Regions from separate parts of the Homo sapiens genome. Here region 2 is linked to region 1. A link is an interaction called in ENCODE POLR2A ChIA-PET data of the cell type or tissue named here. Cell type or tissue: IMR-90. All regions are shown on one strand.

Evidence for each region. Peaks named below come from ENCODE experiments on the same cell type or tissue, not always from the same donor. Only the 100,000 strongest peaks of a DNase experiment are listed, where the experiment ranks them.
Region 2: POLR2A ChIA-PET joins it to region 1 with 16 read pairs; 2 of 35 experiments call an interaction of 5 or more read pairs at or near these places.

What each region holds. Positions count from the first base shown.
Region 1 is chr13:50,067,592-50,075,591 of GRCh38, reverse strand. It overlaps DLEU2 (deleted in lymphocytic leukemia 2), which reads left to right. Exons shown (of 14, transcript NR_152566.1): 2 at 1-33; 3 at 3,963-4,076; 4 at 4,951-5,010; 5 at 7,429-7,495. Among named protein-coding and RNA genes, the nearest start is that of DLEU1, 11 kb to the left of the region's middle. In IMR-90, no CTCF peak of the experiment used is centred here; no DNase peak of the experiment used is centred here; H3K4me3 peaks cover 297 bases; H3K27ac peaks cover 2,209 bases.
Region 2 is chr13:50,540,709-50,548,708 of GRCh38, reverse strand. No RefSeq gene overlaps it. Among named protein-coding and RNA genes, the nearest start is that of DLEU1-AS1, 17 kb to the right of the region's middle. In IMR-90, no CTCF peak of the experiment used is centred here; a DNase peak (open chromatin) is centred at 4,718; H3K27ac peaks cover 280 bases.

The DNA.
Region 1 (8,000 bases):
ACATAATGCATTGGAACATGACATGAGATTAAGGTATACTAACAAATTTTAAAACCATATAATTTTATGTCTTTGCAATATAATCGGACTAGACAATTGGTAAAGTTGAAATTTTTACGTGAACTAAAATCAATAAGTAATTACTCATAAACAGAAATCATCATATGAAGTGGCCATAAGCTGAGTTGTCTAGCTTACTAAAACTCCAGATTTTTTTTTTATACAGGTAATGTTCTTCTCAGCATCCTAAGGTCTAACTCCAACTGAATTTATTCCAAAAATATGTATTTATAGTAATTTTTATTTTCTTAAGGTTATTACAGTGTACTCAGTAAAATATGAACTTTTCATCTTATAAAATGGAGAGTTTAAATCAAATGGAATTTAGTGCTTAGCTGTTTGACAGGTGGAAGAGTAGTAGGTAGAGCCTGCAAAATTAGGTAAAATTGATGAGAATATTTTAAGAAAATGTAAAGTATTCCAAGTACTGCCCTAACCAAAAGTGGCAATATGGTCGAAACTGAAAAAACCACTTTCTTAAGCAGAAATTACTAGTATCTTACTCAACATACACTGAGTAAAATATTTCAGTTGTTAATATCAAAAGTTGCAGACTCTAAAAATAAAATTGTAGAATCCCTAAACCTCCAGTGATTTTTATAGTTTTAGTTGAAAATTTCAGACAGTATTTAACTAATACAACTTTCATTTTCTAAAATGGTAATCTGGTATAGTGAAAATGAACTTATTGAACAGTATTACTAAGTATTACTTGGTTAATTCTTTCATAGTAAAGTATTAATCTTATATGTACATATATGTGTGCGTTTATTTGTGTAAAAACTATTTGCTAAAGTAAGGTTTACTAACATAATACAATTTTTTTTAATTTTTTCACCTAAAAATATTTATATACTTAGAGGAAATGTCAAAGGTTTGTTTTCATGAGAAAATTATTATTTAGTCTTAAGAATGAAGTATATCATCACGATCATAGAACTGCTTTTAACTTCCAACAATGTAAAATTTTTAAAGATGAATTCTGAGGTGTGTTTAAGAGTGAATGTTGAAATACATATCAAAATACTAAAAACTGAAATTTGATATTTCTATATTGGATATTAGGTAGATAAACCAGGAATGAATCAATTAACAGTTGAAGTTAAATAAAATGTAAAGATGTTTAGAAATCAGAGTTTAACATAAGGGTGAAGTTTAGATACTTTTATATTGGTGTCATACTGTAATGTGGTTCAGATAAATATGAGGTATGGAATGTCTTCATATGTTTGATTTGAGATTTTTATGAAAAAGCAGCTTAGTTTGAATAAAATGAAAATAAATACAATTTTTCCCTCACTGACTTAACAGCTATTTTTCAGGTTAGAGAACATTAAGATGAAAAGTGGAAAATACAGTTACCTGAGTATCTGGGAAAAAAAATCCAGGTTCAGTTTGTCACTTTCAATGCAGGTATCTTTAGAACAGCCTTAATGAGTTAAATAGGAAAAGAGAGACAGCATTTGAGTTTATATGGTAGATAAGATATAAATCCACAGAGTCGTCCAAATTTAGAGAGTTTGTGATTTGTGATCTTTGAAGATATCAAAACTTATTTTGAACACAAATATTTAGCATCATATAATTGTTCTTCCTATAGTTATTATACTGGGTTATAAACTTCTAATAATTTAGCTTAGTAAATAATTTCATATCTAAAAGAATCAATACAAATATTAACAGTTTACTTGTATTTGGTCAATTCTTACAGGGTGAGAAACTTTAACCTAATTAGGAGTATGGGTTATTTTAGGAGGCCAATTAACAAAGAGTTCAACTGCTGTGTATGATTGGCTCTCTTTTAACTACCCCTTGTAAGACATTTTGTAAAGATTTTGACCGTTTTAAATTTGCAAACCTGATTATCTAAATTTAAGCCTTGATGTGTAGTTAATTATGTTGGAATTTGGGGGAAGAGATTTATTGTGTTAATTTTTATCTTTTTTTCAGTGATTTGTATCTCATTTTTTCAATATTTATGTTTTTGGCTAAATGCACAATCAGGGTTAAATAACATTCACTTTTGGGAAAAATTCTTAGCTGTCCCTAAAATACAGTTATACCATCATTGTTCCTGTCTTACTGAAATAGTTTTTTTAGTATAGAAAGAATATTTGAATAAACTAGAATAGAGGTAACTTAACATATCTACATATGAAGGAACTTAAAATTATTATTTGTCAGAGATGTATAATGCTAGTTTATAAGGATATGTTACATTTTAGGCAGTTTGTCAGCTATGACATTTTAATAGAGGTTTTATATATTGATGAGAATTTGTTAAATAATAGATACAATTAACTTTTTAAATAAAAGTTTTAAAAATATTTATTTGAAGCAGTTTTGTTCATGTGTGTATTTTGTGTTTTTTCTTAAACTAGCAAATAACATCCTTAACCTCTTTCAGTTTTTCTTCAAATGAGATCTAATGTATCAGAATTATATTTTCTGATAAGCATTTTTCAAAGGGTAATATTTAATTAATGTGAAGGTTTAAAATTAAATACATTTTGAAGTGAAATTTCTATTCACAGCACCACAAACCACACTTTTGATACTTCATTAACATATTATTTGACTTAGTTTTACTTTCCTATTTTCATGGTTAGAATCTTAGAGGAGAAATGTGAAGCATGTTTCACATGTGGCTGCTGAGACTGATTAATCCCACTGGTTAATAGTTTATTAATCCATTACTGTTTCTAAGTGTCTGAATTTTTAAAAATCTTGCTTGAGGATTTGCTGTTAGTCTTTTTTATTTTATAGCCTTCATACAAAACAAATATATTTAAAGTATCTTGTTATCCTCTGGTCTTCAGAATTATTTTTATTATTATTAACATTTTTTGTTCCTCATTGAGTTGCTAAGCAGAAAATTTTTTCAATTGTGATAAAAATAGAAGATTGGGGTTGGGTTTTGATTTGTTACAAAATATCTAAATTTAAAATATTGTTACTGTTTCATACTTTTATTTTAAAATGTCTCAAACTTAGCCTTCTTGATTAGGTATTATTATTTAAACTTACTTGCCAGTTCTAGCCTATGTGGGTTTTTCTTTTTAATAGTTTATAGATCTCCAAATTTTTCTGACTTTTTATATTTTTCTGAATCACAAGTTGCTTAAGGTTCTAAAAGATGAGTTGCATTTACAGTTAAAGCTGTAAGTCTATAAATAGCATCACATTACATTTAAAGGTAATTGAACAGTGAATATTTCTATTTCTGTTACTCATCAATTAATACTATGTACTTACTAAGTTTTTAACTTTGTATTGCACATTTAAAATAGGTAAATTGCATATGGAAGTTTTTTTAATGGGATTTATGCAAAAACAGTATGGACTAAAATCTTATTTCTTTGCTAATAGTGTCTAAAGTCAAACATATGGTGGTGATTAGATATGGGGCACTTGGGAGCTAGAGGCATTTTGTAAGCAAAATAAAGTGTCATTTCTTGATTGGAGTTTTACACTTTCTTATTTTCCAGGAGAATAGGTAGGGAAGTTACTCTCAATGAATTTACCCCAACATTGGTTAAAACTCTTCAGAGAATTTTGATAATTGAGCGGTTAAATCTAGACTTACAAGGGGAAGATTATTATATATGTCATTAATTTCCTTTTCCTTGCATACATTATAGGTTCCCTTTATAATCAAAACACCAATTTTGTCTTTTTTCTCTCCCCACCCCACTTTTTAAAGAAAAATTATTTTAAAAATAATTTTATCATATAGTGATATAAGCAGACCTTGAGAGGTAGATTGATGTCTGAACCATTTTTCCTCTGTGTGTCAGTTTGATATTCTTTTCTCAGCTTGCTGTTTAAGAAGCAGCAGCAGCAACAGCAACAGCAGTGAATAAACAAGTTATCACCACAGCCCTTGTTCTTACCCCTTACAGCTGGGAGCAGAGGCTGGGAGATCGATGCTGCTTGTCAGCTGTTGTGCAGAATAACATCAATATGCAATAATGGTGGCCAAAGGAGCCTGCACCCATCCGTTTTTACAAACCCAGGTGGGAAGAGCCCAACTGTCACTGTACCACATACACAGTATAGAGAATACATTCTTTAGCAGAAAGGTTGCAGCATAAAGAGAACAGTAGATGCTTGTAGTTCTTAGACTCTATTATTTTTTACTATTTCTCTGTGGCTTTAGTTCATTTAATTTTTATTCAGTTAATTCCATCCATTAGAATGGAAAACCTGTCTTGCTTCTGGAGGTATATATAGTATGTTTCATGTATATATGGTATGTTTCATGTTTTCACTTTTAAGCAGGTAGACTGAAAAAAATTATAATTAGTTGCTGATATCACAAGTTAGGTAATATATTGAGGATAGAAAAGAAAAGCTGGCTATGGCCACACAGGAGTGTTTCTTTCACTTTTGGACTACATTATCTTTGTTTTATAAAAGCCCAGTCTAACAAGACCGAATTCTTGTTGATTTCACTATAATAAAAGAAAGAAAACAACATTCTATATTAACTTAGTGTTGTAAATAACTAAAAGCAGGCAACAGATGAAAACTTATGTCTTTTTTCTTACTACTAAACTGCTTACTTTTTCTATTTACCATTTCTCACTGAAATATCTTTTATCTGAACTTTTTATCTAGAAAGCTTAGATTATTCTAAATCTTTTGGAAACAGGACTTTGTAATTTCAAATAATATAGAAGAATGTTTTTATTTTTATAATTTGAATTTGCGCCGATTTTTATAACCTAAATATTCTATTTTTTTTCTTCCTTTTACATCTAATTTCAATAGGTTAGAGTTACAGGGAAGTGTGAATGTTGGATTTCTATAAATGTTCTGAATTTATTTGTAGCGGTCTTGGTGGGAAACTACTAATGCCTTTTTTTTTTTTTTTTTTTTTTTTTTTAGTGTATAAAGCCAAATGTCCCATTTAAAGTTTGACATTTGCAATAGCATTCTATTTAAAAGGTAATCATATAGTTGCTTTCTGGTCACCTTCATTAAAATCACTCCTGATCACTCTCACTCTTAATATTTTCCTGTGCCAATCACAGTAAATTCAGAATATTAGTTCCCTGGTAATATTACTAAAAAAAGCTTTGTCATAGTATGTGTCTAGTTATCTGAAAAAATAAATGAGCCCACAACCTTTCTTGGCATTGTGAAGTCAAGCATATTCAGCCATAAATTGAGGTTACTTTTTTGTTGTTGTTGACTAATGCTAGAGGTTTTTAAAAAAAAGTTTATGTAATTTAACAGATAACATATTAATTACTGTTACCTCCCCTAACTAAAACATGAGTTACATAATCCTCTCTATTGAAAGCACCTCATTTTTAATCATTACTTACTGCTTAGTTGCCTGCAAACCACCTGTATGAGAATAACCTAGAATTTAAAAAATAAAATAAAAACATTTTTCCAGACCTGGAATTTGCATTTTTTTACAAGCTTTAAGAGATTTTTCTTAGGAGCACCACATTTGTGAGAAGCACTGCCCAAAATGAACTTGGAGGAGGGATTGTTCATACCCACAAACTATCTACTTTTCCTGCATCTTTTTTTCCCCTCTTTGGTCATCTTGGATCTAAGCTTAATATTTAATTAGGAATCTTATCATTTCTAGATTAAGTTCTTGAATCTTAAATTCGGCTGATTAAAAAATAGATTAAGTCTTGGTATTTCCTCAGTCACATGAGGAAAATCTGTGTTATCAGAGCTTTGTTTTCATGTAAGTGCCTTGGGCCAAATTTCAGTCTATTCTCTTTGTTTGGAACATTAGTATACCTATGTTAAACCAATACTTGATGAAAACCAAAGGAATTGATCACTTATGAATTTTTAAATTTTCATATAGATAGTGGCTGTTTTTCTTAAATATGCTTCCAAATGTTGGAGGAAATATAAAATGAGGAACTCTTCATATGCTGCTTGTGGGAGCATTTAGCAATATCTTTGTAAAGTTGAAGATACAATAGGCTTGAACCCAACAATTTTATTCCTAGATGCTCTAGGTAAACTCAAGACATGTAGAAAAAAGTCTTGGTTATTTTTAATAGGAAAAAAATGAAAGCAATGTAAATGTTAAGCAAGAAGAGAATGGCAAATTGTGACATAGTCATGTGATGAACTGTAAAGCTACTAAAATGAGAGCTGTGTTTATCATCATGGGTGAATATCCTACTTCAGCAAACAAATAAGTTGCATAAAGGTTATATACAGAGTAACGTATATAAAATATGTATGATATTATACCATTTATCAAAAGCTTGAAAGCAATGATAAAGTTTAAATTCTTGAATTGGTAGTAATAGTGTAAAAACATAGGAAATAAATATCAAATTCAAGATTATGCTTGCATCTTTGGAAAGAATGGAATGGAATCAGGGTATAGCTCACAAAGGACATCATCTGTATGTGTAATCAATTTTCATAAAAAACAAAGGGAAGTAAGTATGGCATAGTTTTAGATTTCAGTACAGCTGGATTGGGAGTCCAGAGATAGGATATGGAGGTTCATTTTGGTATTCCCTTGATTTTTCTGTGAATTTTGAAGCAAATGATTTTGAAATTTTTAAAAACATGCTGTTCTTTTTCTGTTAAGATTAGTCTACAATAAAGCGTATACTTGCAGTGCTCTGTTAAGAACATGGATGAATTTGTCATATCCTTTCTATTCTGTATCTTATAGTAAGTGCTTAACTATTAGTTGATGTAACAACTACAACTTAGAATCATGACCCACAGAAGCCAAACATGCTAACCAACTCAGATTACTAGCATATCTTTAAAAATGTCATATATTCCTTCCTTTGTGTACTTGGAATTGTGCAATATACAATACATGGATTATAGATGATGCAATTTTATGTGTGTGAGAGAGATTAATCAGTCTTGGAATATGATCTTGAATTTATCTTAAAATATCTGCAAATATATGATGTCCTCCAGAAGCTCATTGGGCTCCAAGTTAGAGTTTTAGCTTTGACTAAAATTTTTGACTTAAACTTCAAGAGGGCAATTGTAATAGAATAGCAAATTTTAAAAGCCAGTGATAAGCAGGATGTAGTGGCATGCAGGCCTGTAATCCCAGCTACTTGCGAGGCTGAGGCAGGAGGATAGCTTAAACTCAAGAGTTTGAGGTTGCAGTGAGTTAGGATCACACCATTGCACTCCAGCCTGGGTGATAGAGCAAGACCCCATGTCTTAACAAAAAAACTAACAAGAATGCTGCACTGGGCTGAAACATACAAATGCTGCTGGGTGTTTATAATCTGATTGTTCTGTGCTGTATAAGGATCAGAATACAGCGGTGGCAACCTCAGTTGAAATGTTCTAACTTATATAATGTGCTGAAATTTTTAAAGTCTTCCCTCTTTTTCCTAGGTTTAATAATGATAGAATGAAGACCACAATAAAAGAGACCTCTACTTAGCTCAGCAATTCTTACCTTGTAAGTATTAACTCTGAGTCTCCCTATTACTGTTTGGTGTCATGTTCTGGTTTATTTCTGATTTTTTTCCCTGCTTATCCTATTATGGTAACTTTCTAACCTCTCCTAGCCCCTCTACACGTTGAGATTTGATGTTAATTAATAGTTTAGAGCAAGAATAATGCCATTGCCTTGGTAAGTTATTTAGGGAAGTATTTTATACCCAGGCCCTATAATCTCCAAGTCTGAGAATCACAATTTTGAGCCCTTTTCCTTCAAAGGAATTAACAAATAGGTAATTGTCTTTTTTAGTACTCATTATTCAGGTTTATTGGTCTTATGGTTTTATAAATTGAGAGTATTCTCTCCACTTGAGAAATGATTTTGTAAAGTCTGTTTTTAATTTCATTAGGTTACACTTGAGACTTCTTTGTGAAGAGCTTAACATTTAGCTGTTAAAACTTGAGGAGGTGGCCGGGCGCGGTGGCTCACGCCTTGTAATCCCAGCACTTTGGGAGGCCGAGGT
Region 2 (8,000 bases), 470 kb before region 1:
AAATCAGCATAAATATCAAGGGTTCTAATAATAGTCTATTGTGAAAGATTTTGAGACCCTTGCACTTAATATGACTTGTGCAAGAAATTTCATCATTACTTTTACATTTCCAAAGTTAATTTTCTTCTAAATGAGTAGTACCAGTGAAATGCTCATTCTACATTACTCCTATCTCTGCTTCTCTTGTCACACTGCCTTCTCCCCGTATGACCTTCCTGCATTCCTCTTACAAGTACTTTGTGATGACATTGGGCCCCCTGGATAATCTAGGATAATGGCCCTATTTCAATATCCTTAACTTAATAACATCTGCAAAATTCCTTTTACCTTGTAAGGTAACACATTCATGGGTTCTGGGGATTAGGACCTGGACAGCTTTGAGGGGGCCATTAGTCCTCCTACCACAGGAGAAGAGAGGCTAGAGGTGGGAAGGGAGGTGGGACATAAAATGGTAAATCAAGATGACCTGGCCTCCTCAATAGCAATAGGCAAGATTTCTCCCTGAGACCTCTACCAGCTAGCTATTCTCCCTGTATAACAGGAGTTAATGCTCCTCACAGGCACATTTCCGTGAAGAATGCTAGACATTCCCTCCATGTCTTAAAGGTAGGGCCAAAAGCTTCACCAAAACTCCAGCAGGCAGCTAAACTTTTTTTTCTAACGTGGATATTAGAAACAAAAGTCACAAAGCAGAGAAGTGTAGGAAAGAAGAGATTTAATTTGGGGGTTTAGAATATGAGTGGGTCACAGCTCCTCTTTTCACCAGTGTTTTAGCTATGCTTATGCAGAAACGTTGTAGATTTAGAACAACTATTTTATTTTGTTAAGGATAAACACTGAAGAAGAAAATATGTATACAAATGTACACACAAATTACAGAGTGGGACTTGCACCACTCAGCATGTTGAATGGTATGGATAAAATGAACCACAGCTATTTTATTTATTTTTTATTTATTTATTTATTTATTTTTATTATTATACTTTAAGTTTTAGGGTACATGTGCACAACGTGCAGGTTTGTTACATATGTATACATGTGCCATGTTAGTGTGCTGCACCCATTAACTCGTCATTTAGCATTAGGTATATCTCCTACAGCTATCCCTCCCCCCTTCCCCCACCCCACAAAAGGTCCCAGTGTGTGATGTTCCCCTTCCTGTGTCCATGTGTTCTCATTGTTCAATTCCCACCTATGAGTGAGAACATGTGGTGTTTGGTTTTTTGTCCTGGCGATAGTTTGCTGAGAATGATGGTTTCCAGCTTCATCCATGTCCCTACAAAGGACATGAACTCATCATTTTTTATGGCTGCATAGTATTCCATGGTGTTTATGTGCCACATTTTCTTAATCCAGTCTATCATTGTTGGACATTTGGCTTGGTTCCAAGTCTTTGCTATTGTGAATAGTGCCACAATAAACATACGTGTGCATGTGTCTTTATAGCAGCATGATTTATAATCCTTTGGGTATATACCCAGTAATGGGATGGCTGGGTCAAATGGCATTTCTAGTTCTAGATCCCTGAGGAATCACCACACTGACTTCCACAATGGTTGAACTAGTTTACAGTTCCACCAACAGTGTAAAAGTGTTCCTATTTCTCCACATCCTCTCCAGCACCTGTTGTTTCCTGACTTTTTAATGATCGCCATTCTAACTGGTGTGAGATGGTATCTCACTGTGGTTTTGATTTGCATTTCTCTGATGGCCAGTGATGATGAGCATTTTTTCATGTGTCTTTTGGCTGCATAAAAGTCTTCTTTTGAGAAGTGTCTGTTCATATCCTTTGCCCACTTTTTGATGGGGTTGTTTGTTTTTTTCTTGTAAATTTGTTTGAGTTCATTGTAGATTCTGGATATTAGCCCTTTGTCAGATGAGTAGGTTGCAAAAATTTTCTCCCATTCTGTAGGTTGCCTGTTCACTCTGATGGTGGTTTCTTTTGCTGTGCAGAAGCTCTTTAGTTTAATTAGATCCCATTTGTCAATTTTGTCTTTTGTTGCCATTGCTTTTGGTGTTTTAGATGTGAAGTCCTTGCCCATGCCTATGTCCTGAATGGTATTGCCTAGGTTTTCTTCTAGGGCTTTTATGGTTTTAGGTCTAACATTTAAGTCTTTAATCCATCTTGAATTAATTTTTGTATAAGGTGTAAGGAAGGGATCCAGTTTCAGCTTTCTACATATGGCTAGCCAGTTTTCCCAGCACCATTTATTAAATAGGGAATCATATCCCCATTTCTTCTTTTTGTCAGGTTTGTCAAAGATCAGATAGTTGTAGATATGCGGCATTATTTCTGAGGGCTCTGTTCTGTTCCATTGGTCTAGATCTCTGTTTTGGTACCAGTACCATGCTGTTTTGGTTACTGTATCCTTGTAGTATAGTTTGAAGTCAGGTAGCATGATGCCTCCAGCTTTGTTCTTTTGGCTTAGGATTGACTTGGCAATGCGGGCTCTTTTTTGGTTCCATATGAACTTTAAAGTAGTTTTTTCCAATTCTGTGAAGAAAGTCATTGGTAGCTTGATGGGGATGGCATTGAATCTATAAATTACCTTGGGCAGTATGGCCATTTTCACGATATTGATTCTTCCTACCCATAAGCATGGAATGTTCTTCCATTTGTTTGTATCCTCTTTTATTTCATTGAGCAGTGGTTTGTAGTTCTCCTTGAAGAGGTCCTTCACATCCCTTGTAAGTTGGATTCCTAGGTGTTTTATTCTCTTTGAAGCAATTGTGAATGGGAGTTCACTCATGATTTGGCTCTCTGTTTGTCTGTTATTGGTGTATAAGAATGCTTGTGATTTTTGCACATTGATTTTGTATCCTGAGACTTTACCGAAGTCGCTTATCAGCTTACGGAGATTTTGGTCTGAGACGATGGGGTTTTCTAGATATAACCAGACCTATTTTATATCAGAGACCAATAAAAGGAGAGAGTCCCCAAAGTCGGTTTGCATGAGGGTTTTGTTGATATCTTAGCAGAGGTTCAAGGATGCACTTAGTCATCCAGTCACCTGGCAGTCTGAGGCTTCCTTACCCTCCGTTATACCCGATGAGCTAAGCAACAGTAGACAGTGTCTTCATGCAAGGGGCACTGAGCACAGGCCTCCGGTCTTACAAGCCTACATCCTTGACCAGAAAGGAAGGAATCCTGCAGATTTGTTATAAAGATCTCCATACAGGGAATTTGGTGTGGAGATAAACATAAACCACACTTTTTCCCCTATAATTATATTTACAATCTTTTAAAAATTCAACTTCTGCAGTAAATCTAAGTGCCAGTGTGAGAAGAGCTAAGCTGTCCATTTTCACTTTGCCAATTTCCACAAAGAGAAACAAAGATTTTTTTCATGTGTGCAAGAATTCCCAAATTTAGTCAAGACTGGAATTTCACTGTTTTTATTTTTATAGCAGCAGTGTTTTGCCCATGGGGTGGGAGGAATAAAGAAATGGGAAAAAGAAACAATTTGCCATTAACTTAACAGGAATTGAGGGTGAGGAGTGAAAATCAAAGTATTTTTGATTTTCTTCATGAGTGATTGGGTCAGTTATTTGGTCAAGCCCATAGGAGGATGTCAAATAATGCTGATATAGGGACCTTGAAAAATCACCTTTTGTTTCTGTGGAAAAAGGAGAGAGGAAATTGAGGTGAAACTGTAAAATGTTTCATTTTTTTATGAAACCAGCAATAGAGAAGGTCCTCTTCAGCCGCCAGTGCAAATGTTTTTGCAAAGTTCAACTGCCAAGTGTCCTTTGATGCCTGCCAGTTTTCATAATTGAAAGATACCTTTTTAAATGAACTTGCTGGTTTTCTATTGGGCTAGAGCAACCTTCCCACATCTCGGTCATTCTCTTCCCTCCAGCAAGACCCAGTTCCTTCAAGGACTTCAGTGAAGATATGTGACATTGGAAGGCATATTGCCATGAGAACGCAATACTCAGTGGCACTATTTTACACCAAAGGGATTTTTCATCATAGTTTAACACTTTTTACTACAAATTACATGGTGAAATGCAAACCAATAATCTCCAAGCAGTGTCAGACAATCAGTTCATACATGAGAACCCTATTGGTCTGCTAGGAATAAAACCAACTCTCGCCTTGTTATTGAACAACTTTGCATAAAACCTGAACTGGGAGAATAACCAAAGAAGTAGAGTGAAGGCAAACACTAATGTCTATAAGAAAACTATTATTTTTGTAGCGGGAAAGGCTGCAAAAAGACACCAAAAGTGTGTTTTCATTGCACTTCATCAAGTCATTTAATAAACCTGCCATTCCTAACACACTACTGGCTACTTTGGAATTGTTTTCGCAGTTACTCAGCAGGAAACTAACATTTGAACTTACCAGTCTTTTGAGTTGCAAATTCAATTTTAAACTTTTTATTTACAAAGCCTCAAGAATATCTATCACTCCAGGCAGAGGAACGATAATAACATCAAGTTTTATGAATTATTACTTTCCAATCAAGGGTGACAGACTTGCTTATAAGAACAGGGTGAGACTTTTCATAAGCAGTAGAGTTCCATCCAAGTTCTCCTGATTCTATTTTGCCAAAGAAAGGAAAAGGATATTACATTTTAAAATAAAATTCCTCCAAATAAAATCCTACCAATGCTTAATGTCTGTGAGTTCTTGTGGTGGCTTTATGTTGTAAATGCTAAGGTTTCATATTACTTATATAAGCTTTAGTCTCCAATAGAGCTGGCAAACAAAACCCAAGAATGCTGAAACAGCTGTAGTACTGTATCTGAGTCATTTGGACGAAAACAGGCAGCGGGGCACGACGCCGGAGCAGTGTTCTCTCAGCCCACTACAACTCTTAGCTTTTCATTTCAGCTTCCAGACAAAGAACTAGTGATGGCTGCGAATCTCATGAAAACTCAGTGAGGCATACAAGTTGGATATTAAGGCAGGAACTTGCTAATATTTTTAAAGGGTCACTTCAAAGGAAAATTCCACGTTCTCAGAATTAAATCCAATTCCTTAGAGGCTTTGATTCTATTCTTGCAAAGGGTGAATCTTACAGATATCCAAACAGCCAGTGCCAGTCAAGAAGAGATGTATTTTAAATAAGAAAGCCACACAAGGATGGCTACAAATCCTCTACATTAAACTGCATTAGTTTTCACTTCCATTAATTCAGAGTCAGTTACAGAACTGGCCTGAAGTTTGGTAATCAAATCAAGGATAAAAAGAATTATAATTTAAATAGTTTAAAACAGTTTATTAGTCTTTTAAAAATAGGAGGATTTCTTCAATTATAAATCACTGACATGTTAATTATAAATAATGCTTAAAGAGTGGCACTCTAATTATAAATAAGGCTCATCTGTAGGTCTTCCAAGACCCCCCCCCCGCAAGGCAGCTGTTCTTTGCATACATAGTTCAAGTTACTCAGTGTGTGAGAAGGTGGTAAACTCTAGCTTTAAACACAGTTTATTAAAATGTGTGTCTCACAAATTGAGTTTGCCTCATTTCCATAAGCCTAAAATAGTAAAATGTTTGCTGTAGTCCTTTAGTGCACATTTATTCTCAGAACACCAACTCATCGTGGAACCTTAGGTAAGTTACTTAACCTCTCTGAGCCTAAATGTATTCCTCCAGAGAAATGTTAGTTTCCATTCGATTAATGAGTTAATGTATATAATGCACTTAGTAGAATACATGGAACAAGGTAGGCCCTTAGAAAATGATAGCTATTATTGATAGTAGTTGTAATCATAAAAATGGAATATGATAGATTCAGCTGATGTTTTAAGCCACTAATTTAGAATTTCTCCGATTTTTTGAGCCATAAATCTATAATAATTAAAAACGATTTTGACAAGAGTTCAAGAGGAAATGGGTCCCTTGTTTGCCAAAGGGACTTGGTAAATAAGGGCTGGGTATCAGTGAGGAAAGACATGTGAGTGAGGAGATCCACAAAGACTCAGACTGACCACCGAGATAAAATCACATTTCACCATGTCCCTGGCTGCCTTCTCGTCTACACTCCAAGTCTCCAGAAAATGATGGTCAACGTGCTGATTTTAATATGACAGCTTTGAAAGGCTTGTGCCCCTTCACCTCAATTTTCTGGAAACCTCATTTTTCTTAACTCTCCAAGGCAGCTTTCCAGCCAAGGAATCTATGAGCTAGTTGGGTAGAGCTAGTTAGGTTCTTAATCCAAAAGAATGTCAGGTTTCAGTGTCAAAAAGGAAGGGAATCTGAAGCCATTCTCACATGCATCGCTGTCTTTCATACGGGAAAGAAGGCTTTGGTGGTGGGTGCTATGAGTGTGTGTCTCTACTCAAAGGATTAGTGAGGGTCTTTTCCCCTTAAGTAATTAGAGAACAGACCTTTTTTATTAAAACATATCTCCTAGAAAGATATGTTTGGATATCTTTATTGAGCTCCTTCTACATGCCAGTTATTGCTCTACATTCTACTGAGGAAAGAGGAGTGATAAGATGTGGTTTTTGTCCTCCACTTACAAATGCAGGTACCATGTGCAGGACCTGTTGCTATTTGCAGCTCCAAGTCTTAGACCTATGGTTCTGCCCCTAACCTTCACCTAGAAAGAGATATCACAACCCAACATAGATCTCTGTTTTATGTTTTTCCTTGCTTAGGAGGAGCTGTATGATACAAATTTCCTTTGCAATAAAGATATTCATCTGACAGGCAGAGGTTTTATTTCTTAAAAGTGAGTTCAAACAAGCCTCCAGAGATCGGTCAAAAAGAAAGTTTACTTCTTCTCAATTATGGTATATATTTTAAAAGGGATTTTTCAAAATATAATTTTCCTTTCCTAAAAGTTCTTCCTCAGCTCTGCCACTTATCTGCTGTGAGAGATCCTGGCCAATTTGCTTACCCTCTTGTGCCTCAGTTCCTGCATCTGTAACATGGGAAAACAATAGCCCCTGCCTATAGGGCTGTTGTGGAGGCATAAATGACAAAAGACAGAAGTCTCTTGGAACAGTGCTTGGCATGCAGTAAGCATCCAATAAAGGTCAGTCATCATTATGATTGTTAATTTTCTTTTTCTTTCTTTTTTTTTTTTTTAAGACAGAGTTTTCCTCTGTCGCCCAGGCTAGAGCGGAGTGGCACGATCTTGGTTCACTGCAACCTCCGCCTCACGGGTTCAAGCGATTCTCCTGCCTCAGCCTCTCAAGTAGCTGGGATTACAGGCGCCCACCACCACACCCAGCTAATTTTTGTAATTTTAGTGAAGACGGGGTTTCACCATCTTGGCCATGCTGGTCTCGAACTCCTGACCTTGTGATCCACCCACCTTGGCCTCCCAAAGTGCTGTGATTACAGGCATGAGCCACCGTACCTGGCCATCATTGTTATTTTTCAATTACATTAATATTGGTTGTAGTATTCTCCTGCTAGGTTGTTAGGCAGACACTGTGATAGAGGGTCACAGAAGAGTGAAGCGGTTCTATATGTATTATAGTATCTCCTTAGTAGGCCACAGTGCCATTAAACCCTTAACCATGCTATGTAGCTTAGAAAATAAAACCACTAAGTAAGAGTATAAAAACTTTATTTTAGCCCCAGTTCTTCTATGCATTTGCTATGTCATTTTGGATAAGCCAATTGCTAGGATCACCAGACAAAAATACAGAATGCTCAGCTAAATGTAAATTTCATATAAGTAATATATTTTTAGTACAGTATAAGTATGCCTTATGCAAATGATAAAAAGTTATTCATTATTTACATGAAATTCAAATTTTGCTAGAAGACTTGCATTGTAATTTGTTAAATCTGGCAGTCCTGAGCTTCAATCTCTTTATAGATAAAATAATGATACTGAATTAGGTCAGTGTTTTCCTAACCCTACAGAACATTTTCTAGGAGACATGTTTTAATAAAAAGAATTCATTCTCCAATTAATTAGGGAAATGCAACAAGTTGTTGCCCCCTTTTAGAAATTTAGAGTATAAAGTAGTATATTGAATGTTACAAAAACCCCAGCAGTAAATAAACCTGCTTGACTTTGTTTAAG